Regions from separate parts of the Homo sapiens genome. Here region 1 is linked to region 2. Evidence: read pairs that join two places in POLR2A ChIA-PET (ENCODE). Cell type or tissue: MCF 10A. All regions are shown on one strand. Each heading gives the region's core, and the rest is flanking DNA. Links, peaks and the distances in the headings are about the cores only.

The links. ChIA-PET counts read pairs that join two places held together with the same protein. Peaks named below come from ENCODE experiments on the same cell type or tissue, not always from the same donor. Only the 100,000 strongest peaks of a DNase experiment are listed, where the experiment ranks them.
Region 1: POLR2A ChIA-PET joins it to region 2 with 6 read pairs; 2 of 35 experiments call an interaction of 5 or more read pairs at or near these places.

The regions. Positions count from the first base shown.
Region 1 is chr14:64,642,340-64,647,715 of GRCh38, forward strand. No RefSeq gene overlaps it. Among named protein-coding and RNA genes, the nearest start is that of PLEKHG3, 59 kb to the right of the region's middle. In MCF 10A, for the core only: no CTCF peak of the experiment used is centred there; DNase peaks (open chromatin) are centred at 3,112 and 3,952.
Region 2 is chr14:64,718,070-64,723,445 of GRCh38, forward strand. All of the region lies in intron 1 of PLEKHG3 (pleckstrin homology and RhoGEF domain containing G3), which reads left to right. Among named protein-coding and RNA genes, the nearest start is that of PLEKHG3, 16 kb to the left of the region's middle. RefSeq lists an enhancer at 1-882. In MCF 10A, for the core only: no CTCF peak of the experiment used is centred there; DNase peaks (open chromatin) are centred at 2,322 and 5,022.

The DNA.
Region 1 (5,376 bases), core at 239-5,238, 76 kb before region 2:
ATTCTCAGATTGGCTTCTTTTGATTAGTAATATGCACTTAAGTTTCCTCCATGTCTTCATGGCTTGATAGATCATTTCTTCTTAGTGCTGAATCATATTCCATCAAATGGATGTACCACAGTTTATAAGAGTTTAACTTTTAATGCAATCTTTTTCAAATTAAAGTATTCTAAAGGACTCCTCAAGTTATAAATTGGCTGAACACTTGGTTTAAGTTCCTGGAGAGCTTTATAAAGCTTTATAACTCCTTGCAGCATAATGAGGTCACAGGGTAAACCCATGGATGTTCAAATCTCAACATAGAGTGTAGAAGCATCTTCTATGTTCACTGAAATTCCTTTCCGTTTCTTCCTAGGTACTCAGGTAGGCTCACTGTCCCAGCCTCCCTTGCATTTAGATGTAGCCAGTTCATTCTGGCTAATGAACTGTGAGTGGGAGTGGTCAAAATGGTTAAGAAATTAATGTGTCAAGATAACCAGACAGGTCAGTATAGAAAAGTCAATTGTATGTCTTTGGAAAGTGAAATTGCAAAAATAGTTCCCTTGTCAATAACATCAAAAAACACTAGCTAGGAATAAACAACAAAAGATATGTAAGACTTCTATACCAAAAACTACAAAAAAAGAGGCATATACTACTATGTCCATGGATTGAAAGAATATTATAAAGCTGTTAACTTCCCCAAATTTATTTATAGATTCAATTCAATTCCAATCAAAATCCCAGCAGACTTATATGTGTACATGTAAAAACTGATAAGCAAATTTTGAAATGCAAAGTGCTAAGCACAGCAAAGACAATCTTGAGGAAGAACAAAGATAGAAGATATAAAGCACTGATTTTTAAGCTACCATAACTAAAAGTGCATGATAGCAGAGAGAGCATAAACAAATAGACCAATATAATAAAATAGAGTCCCCAAATGGACCCACACATAAACAGTCACCTAATTTGCAACAAAGTTCCCACTGCAATGAAGTGGGAGGAAGAATGGTGTTATTCAACCAGGAAAAAACAAACCTTGATCTCTACATCATATCAAACGCAAAAATAAATTACAGATAAATCATAGACCTACATGTGAAAGGCAAAATAATAAAGCTTCTAAAAGATAACATAGAATATCTTCATGACCTTGAGGTAGACAAAGATTTCTTGAATGGTTCACAAAAAAATACTAACCATAAAAGAAAAGATTGACATTTCATAATTTTGTTAACGTTCAAAACTTCTGTTTATCAAGAATACCATGTAGAGAGTGAAAAGGAAAGCTCCAGAGTATGAGAGTATATCTGCAATACATATACTTGACAAAGAATTCATATCCAGAATATATAAATAACTTCTTCAAACCAATAAGAAAAGAACAGACTTCCCAATAGAAAAGTAGGCCAAAGCCTTGGACAGGAAATTCCCAAAACAGAATATCAAAATGGCTAATGAACCTATTAAAAGAGTCCTCAATAACATTAGTCATTAGGAAAATGCAAGTTAAAACCACAAGGAGACATCACTGCAGCCATACCAGCATAGCTAAATGAAAAAGAGACAATACCAAGTGTCAGCAAGGAGGTGGAGCAACTGGAAGTCTCATGCAATGCTGACGGGCATGTGGATTTGTCTAATCACTTTGGAAAACTATTTGCCAACATATACCAAATCTTTGCATATGTATGCCCTATGACCCAGGAATTCTACTTCTAGGTACATGCCCAACAGAAATGTACACGTACGTGCACCAAAAGACACATTCATAATAGCTTTATTGATAATAGCTTAAAACGGAAAACAACCTAATGCCCATTAGTAGTAGAATGAATGAATAAATCATGGTATGTTCATGCAATGGAATATTATACAGCAATGAAAGAGAATGAACTGTTGCTTCACGTCACAGTATGGATGAATCTCCCAAAGTGTTTTACGAAAGAAATGAGTGTACCTTCCTCATGCTGTCTTTTTTCATCTGCCAACTAAACGGCCAAGACTCCAAGGACCTAGAAAAGGATGGAGCCACAAAGTAGAGAGAGCTTGGGGGACCCTGAATGACTATGTGGGAGGCTTACCTGGCCAGGAACAGTCACCTTGTATTGTGACGAGTGAAAATAACTTTTATTGTGTTAATCGACTGAGAATTTGGATCATCTGTTACAGCAGCCAGCATTCATTCTCCTAGGTGGTAAATAGGGCAAAACACATTATGTGATAACAGATGGTACCATCAGAATGTGCTGGAGAAGCTCATGAGAAGAGAGCCTACCAGGAGCTGGCATGGACAGGAAAGGTCTCTTACCTTCAACAAGAGCTAGAACTCAGATGGAACGCTGAGCTTAGATAAGTGACTAGAGAGAGCAAGATCCTACTGTCAGAGGCATGCGAACGAGAACAACTCCATCTTGAATAGGGGCTGGGTAAAATAAGGCTGAAACCTACTAGGCTGCATTCCCAGAAGGTTAGGCATTCTAGTCACAGGATGAGATAGGAGGTCGGCACAAGACACAGGTCATGAAGACCTTGCTGATAAAACAGGTTGCAGTAAAGAAGCCGGCTAAATCTCACCAGAACCAAGATGGCCACGAGACTGGCCTCTGGTCATCCTCACTGCTACACTCCCACCAGCGCCATGATGGTTTACAAATGCCATGGCAATGACAGGAAGTTATCCTATATGGTCTAAAAAGGGAGGCGTGAATAATCCACCCCTTGTTTAGCATGTAATCAAGAAATAAACACAAAAAATGGGCAACCAGCAGCCCTCGGGGCTGCTCTGTCCATGAAGTAGCCATTCTTTTGTTCCTTTACTTTCCTAATAAACTTGCTTCACTTTACTCTATGGACTTGCCCTGAATTCTTTCTTGTGTGAGATCCAAGAACCCTCTCTTGGGGTCTGGATTGGGTCCCCTTTCCTGTACCACTGCCAGGCGGGGGCAGAGGCACATGCTAAGGACAGGTAGAGAGCACCCAGTTCCTGCACGGGGAAGACAGGGTAGGGCCAGCTTTTGCAGAGGCCCCGTCATGCCCTGAAGGATCTTGGAAAAGAAGGGTTAAAGGCTGTTCTTTCCTTAGTAGAGCTGCCACCCACAATTTGAAATGACATATGTGCTCCGCCTACGCATTCAGGGCAGTTTCATGGGAGATGTGCGTAATTCCTTTAACCTGACAACATGACCTAGTGTCTCCTCTTTATTTTATAATGATCTACTTTTAAGAGAATTTATGGAGTCTGATGAATAGCTTCACATTTTTTCCTTTGAACTCCCAGATGCTGACCATATTCCAAATTCCAGCTGAAGTTCCCAGCCCTTCACCAGAGCCGTCTGGTAAATTTCTAACACTCCCCAGGACATTCCTGTTTCCTGCTGAGAAAGAAGAAAACAACAGTGCTTCCCTGAGGGCGGTTTGCTTCAGCCCCCAGGACTGGAAACTCCATTTTAGGAAAAGTGTTTACAAGGGTATAAAACTCGGAGAGGAAATGGCCTGGGAGTCTCTTGGGAAACCATCTGCGACCCCATCCTAAGGGTTTGCTGCAGAATTCTGTGGCATTCCTCAGCAGTGGGGCTGCCTAGGACATTCACTCTGATTTTGAAAATACATTGAAGTGCAAGTGTGTGTGCCAGTGGGCATCTGAAACAGCCCTGAGAAAATGACAGGCAAAGGTAAAAGAAGTGGGGGAGATAAAGAGAGAAGGAGGGAGGTGAAAGGCCTTTTTCTGCAAAAAGATCTCTTCCATGCATTTGAATATTTTTTAGGTACGGAAATATTCAAACATACAAAAATAGAGAAGATAGTGAAATGAACTACCATGTATTAAGTCATCCGGCTTCAACAAATATCGACATTTTGTACATCTTTTTCACCTATCTGCCCCCTCCTTTTTTTTTGCGGTAGAGCTGGGATTGGTAAATGACAATCCCATGGGCCAAATCCAGCCTGCCTCCTGTTCTTGTAAACAAAGTTTTATTGCAACACGGCCATGCCATTCACTTATGTATTTTCCATAGCTGCTTTTGCAACACAACAGCAAGGCTGAGCAGTCATGATAGAGACCATATGGCCCTCAAAAGCTAAAATATTTGCTATCCGGTCCTTTACAGAAAAAATTTGCTGGCCCCTACACTAGAGTCATTGCTGGGACCATAGGTGTGCACCACCACACCTGGCTAATTTTTATTATTATTATTAGTAGTAGTAGTAGTAGTAGAGTCAGAGTCTTGCTATATTGCTGAGGCTGGTCTTCAATTCCTGGGCTCAAGCGATCCTCCCACCTCAGCCTCCCAAAGTGCCATGATTACAGGTGTGAGCCACTGCACTAGGCTTAGAGTCCTAAAGCAAATACTAGACATCATATTATTTCATCTGGCTTCAAGTTTCCATCTCTAGCAGGTAAGAACTTTATAACTACCATACCAATAATGAAATGACCATGCCTAACAAAATTAGTAATTCCATCACCTCATCTCATTTATAATCTGTGTTGCAAATTACCCTAATATCTTGTGTTTTTTTTTTTTTTAAATAGAAACAGGGTCTCGCTATGTTGCCCAGGTTAGTCTTGAACTCCTGGGCTGAAGTGGTCCTCTCGTCTCGGTCTCCCAAAGTGCTGGGATTACAGGCGTGAGCCACCACGCCCAGCGCCCCCCAATATCTTTAAAAATATCTTTTTACAGTTATTTTTTTTACATCCTGATCTAAATAAAGTTCTCACATTGCATTTGGTTGATATATCTCTTAAGTATTTCTTAATCCGTTGTCATTTCTCCCTTACCCCCTTGCCTTCTTTCAATTACATTTATGTGTTAAAGAAACCAGGTCGTTTGTCCTCTGCAATCCCCACATGCTGGATATGGCTGGTTGAATCCTCACTGCATCATTTATCTCGACCGCAGTGCTTTTTTTTTTTTTTTTTTTGGGATGGAGTCTTGCTCTGTCGCCCAGGCTGGAGTGTAGTGGTGCTATCTCCACTCACTGCAAGCTCTGCCTCCTGGGTTCACACCATTCTCCTGCCTCAGCCTCCCAAGTAGCTGGGACTACAGGCTCCTGCCAACACGCCCGGCAAATTTTTTTTGTATTTTTAGTAGAGACAGGGTTTTACTGTGTTAGCCAGGATGGTCTCGATCTCCTGACCTCGTGATCTGCTCGCCTCGGCCTCCCAAAGTGCTGGGATTACAGGTGTGAGCCACCGTGCCCGGCCAACTGCAGTGCATTTTTAAGTGTCTGGGCCACATGAGGTGAAGTGGGAAAGGCCCCATTGCCCTTTCCAAGGGAGATGGGTGGAAAGATGTAGAATGAGAAGTCAATCGAATCAGACTGAGCATTGCCCCTTCAGGATGTGGAGGAGAGTATCAATTATAGTGACTTCTAAGGCTCGTGTAATGT
Region 2 (5,376 bases), core at 208-5,207:
TCAGATCTCTTCACCTGGCAAAGCTTACTCGTCATTTATGACTCAGCTAAGATGTCACCTTCTCCTAGAAAGCTTCCTGGTCCCCTAAGTAGCACTAGCTACTCCTTCTGTTAGCACAGTTTATTTATTCATGCTTTTGTACTAGGACTCAAGGCATTGTTTTGTGAATACTCTGTTTATATGGCCATTTTTCCTTCTGAAGTTCAAGTTCTTCAAAGACAGGGACAATGTCTTTTTCATGTCATATCCCCAGGCCCTGGCATTCATGTTCAGGAGTGTTGAATGAATTCCCAAACTGGAGGCAGTCTTGAACTCCCATACTGCTCATGCCTGGATTCTCTCCCTCCTTTTCTTACAGATGCCTTGTCTTGTTTTGCCTTATAGCATATAAGCTCTGAAGAGTGGAGTCTGTGTGTGACTTGTCCTAACTGCAGGGCTGCCATGATGTCTTTGTGCACAGTAGGTGCTTGGTAAACAGCTTAGGTTGGAAGATTACTAGGGTTATCTTCAAATCAGAGAGAGATTGAGGCACAAAGAGCCCGCTGACTTGCTCCTGATCATACAGTGGCTAGGCAGAGCCAGGGTAGTTTGGAGGAGTGCTGGCTGTAGTCCCTGGGCTCTTTCATACACATTCTTCTGCTTTTCCTTTTTTTGATATTCCTCGTGACTTAGGAATGGGTCCGCACTAGAGCCTTTCCCAGTACCTTGCTGTTTTGTCTTATGCCCTGGCCCTCCCAGATGTCTACCCTGCAGATGGGTTTAAAACCCACGGACCAGTGTCAAGGATGGTTTTTGTTAATCACTTGTGCTTTTGCTCTCTCAAGTTGCCTTAACTTCTGCTCTTGCTCAGGCCTGCGGTGCCCCCTGGCCCTGTTTCTCTCCAGCTCCCAGTAGTACATGCCGTCTCTCCGTGTGGATCCCAGAGGAATGCGCCTCTGGGATCTGCTATAGCTGCGGGATTCGGACTCACTTAATACTTCATTTCTTGGCTTGACCTCCTGTTGGGTATGGGTGTCAGACTACTTTTCCTTTCCAGCTGAACTGCTGTGTGTCTGCCCTTAGAAGATCATGGTCTATATGGATGTTGAGATCATAGAAGATGGATAAACACACGGGTGGTGGGGGAAGGTTAGGTCATGCTGGTTCACCAAGTTTAACTTGTATCATTATTATTAATTTGAGATGTGGGTCAAACATGGTAGGTACAAGGCAGAAAAATCTCATTGTCTTGATGCTTGCAGAACAAATAAGTGATTTATCCGTTATCATCATCACCACCACCACCATTCTCGGTGGGCTTACTGTGTGTCAGATGTACGGGTTACTTACTTGTGTCATCTCAACCTTGGAGACAACCCAGTCAGGTTGGCAGTATTACTGTGCCTATTTTCCTCATGAGGAACTTGATGCTTGGTGAGGTGAAGTGACTTGCCCAAGGCCACATACAGCCAGGAAAAGTGGAGGGCCTGGAAGTCAAATGGGGTCTGCCTGACTCCACAGCCTGTGGATGAGTTTACTGCATTTGACCTCTGTGGGCTCTACTGCATCTGTGCATATTCTCTTTTCTGCCGAGGAAGCAGAGGGACCCAGTGGGGGCCCCTCCACACCCACTTGGTTCCCACCGAGATTCTCCAGTGCCTTTGAACCTGAGGCAGTAGTAAAATGCAGCTTCCTCCTACCCACCCACCCCGCTCCAGCCTAGAGGCCTCAAAACAAGCAGCCCCTGAAATGGGGATGAGGCCGGAAAGATGGCGAATTTGCAGGGCTGGGTTCTTGAACTTTGCTGGTAAGTAGCAGCGGTCCTGTGAACCTTTTTGACCTCAAGATGAGAGAGGTGGGGCCTCTGGGAACTTTGGATCTGTCTGTGATTTCCAGGGGGTAATTTCTAGTAACACCTTTTAGGGCTTTCTTTGGCTCTTCCGGTTTTGGGGCACATTGCATAGTGACAAGTTGTGCTGGCAGCCAAGTTACCTCTACACTGGCTGTGAACAAGAGCAATTTATAATAAACAATACTTGCCCCCATTTGGCTTTAGCATATGTTTACATGAAACTTCCTGGCAGATTGCTTTTCCTGGGACATTTGCAGGGAGACCAGATCATCACAGCCCCTTTTCTAAACTTGGCTACTTTCCCCTTCCTCCCAGTCTCTTGTGGCTGGTCACCTAGTATGTAGCCCAGCGGGGCAGCTATGCCGTGCTCTAGCTCCCTGTCTGGGGCCAAGTAGGATGGGACTACCGGGGTGAATGAGCAGTCATCAATCCTGGCGCTTCTTGGTTGATCGGAAACTTGCTGGCAGTGACTAATGTGGAGACTCATTAGGCTAGGAGGAACTGGCTTTGGTCTTGACCTCACCCACTGTTTACCTTTCTCTTGACTGTGTGAGTGGTGAGCTCATCCCGGCGCCATCTCAGAGTCCTTCCAGCAGGCATTTATTGAACACCTAATGTGCCTTGCTCTCTGGGGCTGAAGGGAAGGTATGGGAAAGAAGGCCCAGCCCACTGGGTTTTACTGTATTGTCCAGAAGAGATGCATGTACATATCAAGCCCCAAGACCAATGCTTTAAGTGATAGGGTGTTTCGAGTTCAGAGGAGTATATTACTTCCCTATTGCCACTGTAACAAATTCTGCAATCTTAGTGGCTTAAATCAACACACATTTGTTGTCTTAAAGTTCTGGAGGTAAGAAGTCAGACTGGGTTTGCATGGCTGGGTTCCTTCTGCAGGATCCAGGGCAGAATTTGTTTCCTTGCTCTTCCTAGCTTCCCAGGCTGCCTGTATCCTTGGCTTGTGGCCCCTTCCTCCATCTTCAAAGCCAGCAGTGTAGCATCTTCCAGTTCCCTTCTCTCTGTCCCTCTGCTTTTATTGTCAAACTTCTGTCTGACTCTGACTCCTGCCGGATTCCTCTTACGAGGAGCCTTATGATCACATCAGGCCCACCGGGCTAATCCAGGATAATCTTCCATCTTAAAATCCTTGATTTGATCACATCTGCCTTCTATGTGTCCCTTTTGCCATATAAGGTGACATTCATAGGTTGAGGGTCAGGCTGTAGATATCCTTGGGTGGGGGCATTATTCAGCTTACACTAGTGTGTATGTTGGGAAATGGTTGAGGAGGCCTTTCTCTGAAGGAGATGATTGCTAAATGTGTATAGGCAGAGGGTCTGGGGACACATTCCAGGTTTGGGAGACAACATGGGCACATGTTGGGTAGGTGGGGACAGGGGGGTGTAGATGAACAGCCCTCCCTCTGAGCTAGGTGCCTGGCTTTCCTTTCCTTCCAAGGTCAGGCCGAGGGAACTTTCTGGACTTCAGTTGCAGGCCCAGGCTTTCTCCTGGAGTCCATGTGGGAGGGCTCCCCTGGCAACACAATCCTTTTCCTTCCTGGCAGCTGTGGTCCTGCTGCAAGGGACCCAGCCAGACTACATGGGCCCTGCTGCTCTTAGGTGGTGGGAAAATGCATTCCTGAGGGAAAATGAATTTGAACCAGCTGGGCTGGGTTTGGGTGGCCCAGAAACCTTGGTCACACTGTTGGCACAGCCTCTGCAGGCAGTCACGTTGCTCACATGCACACAAAGTCACTCCCCGGGGAGCCTTCTCTCGCGCTTTATTACGGTGCTCAGGGCTGCTGAATCTCCAGGAGGGATGGGAGGGGTCAGAGTGAGGAAACTGCTGGGAAAGGGGGCAAGGGTCCCCTAGGAGGGGGTCCTCCCCTCCCCCAGGAGAGCCCCTAGGGTGCAGGGAGCAGTGGGAACACACAGGCAAGAGCTGGGCCTCTGGGGACAGTTTGGGAGCCGGGTGGCCCAGAGTGGTGCCGAGCTGTGGGTAAGAGCACAGCCGAGGGATTTCACCATCTTAGTTGAGATCTTAGTTGAGAGAGATCTCTCTCTGGAAGTTCACATTGCTCCCACACTGTTTTTTCTGGAAAAGTTATAGCTTTTCTCTATTGCTTCCTTCTGGCACCCTTTTTGAAGGGATTCCGAAAGTGCCGTCTTGGGGATTGTTTGGGGGAAGGACAAAAGCCGCTGGGCCACCCTGGCTTTGAGAGCCCTTGGAATGTTTAGCAGATGATGTAGTTGAGGGATGAAGGCCACACAGGAGGGCTGCGCCATCGCCGTTCCTGAGTGAGGACTTTCTTTCTTCCTTTCTTTTTTTGTTTTTGAGATGGAGTTTCGCTCTCATTGCCTAGGCTGGAGTGCAGTGGTGCGATCTCAGCTCACTGCAACCTCCTGGGTTCAAGCAATTCTCCTGCCTCAGCCTCGCGAGTAGCTGGGATTACAGGTGCATGCCACCACACCCGGCTAATTTTTGTATTTTTAGTAGAGATGGGGTTTCCTCATATTGGTCAGGCTGGTCTCAAACTCCTCTCAAACTCCTGACCAAAGGTGATCCGCCCACCTCGGCCTCCCAAAGTGCTGGGATTACAGGCGTGAGCCACTGCGCCTGGCCACGAGGACTTTCCCTGTGTGCAGGTGCCGTGTGGATTCCTCCCCAGCTGGGGCCTTTGGAGCAGCTGCCCCATGGGGACCCTCCTTGCTCGTTTTCTGCCTGGCTCCAAAGCAGCTGTGGTGCGGTGTGGCTTCTCATTCTTGAGTGTGGGGTGAAGGGCAGTGGATGAAATGACGACATCAGCCTCTGAACCAGAATGTTTTCTGGGGAGTCTGGTGTGCCCACCAGAGGGTTCACCCCCAAGTGTCCTCTTCCCCTCTCCTGCCTTGTCCTCAACTCACTGGCCTGGGAGGGAGAGCCAGTGGGAGTGGGCTGACTCCTGGGCATTCCCCAAGACCAGAGACACAGAGTTCCAGAAGGCTCCCCGTAATCCTGTGGGATAGGGGAGGAGCAGGGTCCCATTGCCTCAGTGACAGGAGACCTGAGGACAGAACACTGAGGCTGTTGTGGGTTATGAGGGTGTGCCTTTTTTCTTTCCTGTTGGGTCAGAATGGGGCATGGTGCTGAGGCGTAGTGGGGAGGGGAAGGATGTGGCCCCAGTCTGCTGTGCTCGGAATCCAGGGGCCTGCTGTAGCCTGCCTGCCTCTGCACCTGCAATATTCAGGGAAGCTCCTCCAGAGGGTAGGTGTGGGTGGAGGAAGGGTGTGGTGTGGTTTAGGCTTAAATTTAAAGAAAAAGAAAAGAAACCTCCCTCTCTCCCCCTCTTCTGCCCCTGGATCCTTAAAGGTGTATGTCTGAGCTGCTGCTTAGGCCCATCAAAAAGAAAGCCTGGCTGGGTGTGGTGGCTCACACCTGTTAATCCCAGCACTTTAGGAGGCTGAGGCAGGAGGATCGCTTGAGGTCGAGGCTGCAATGAGCTGTGATTGCACCACTGCACTCCAGCCTGGGTGACAGAGGGAGACCCTGCCTCAAAAAAAGAGAAAAGT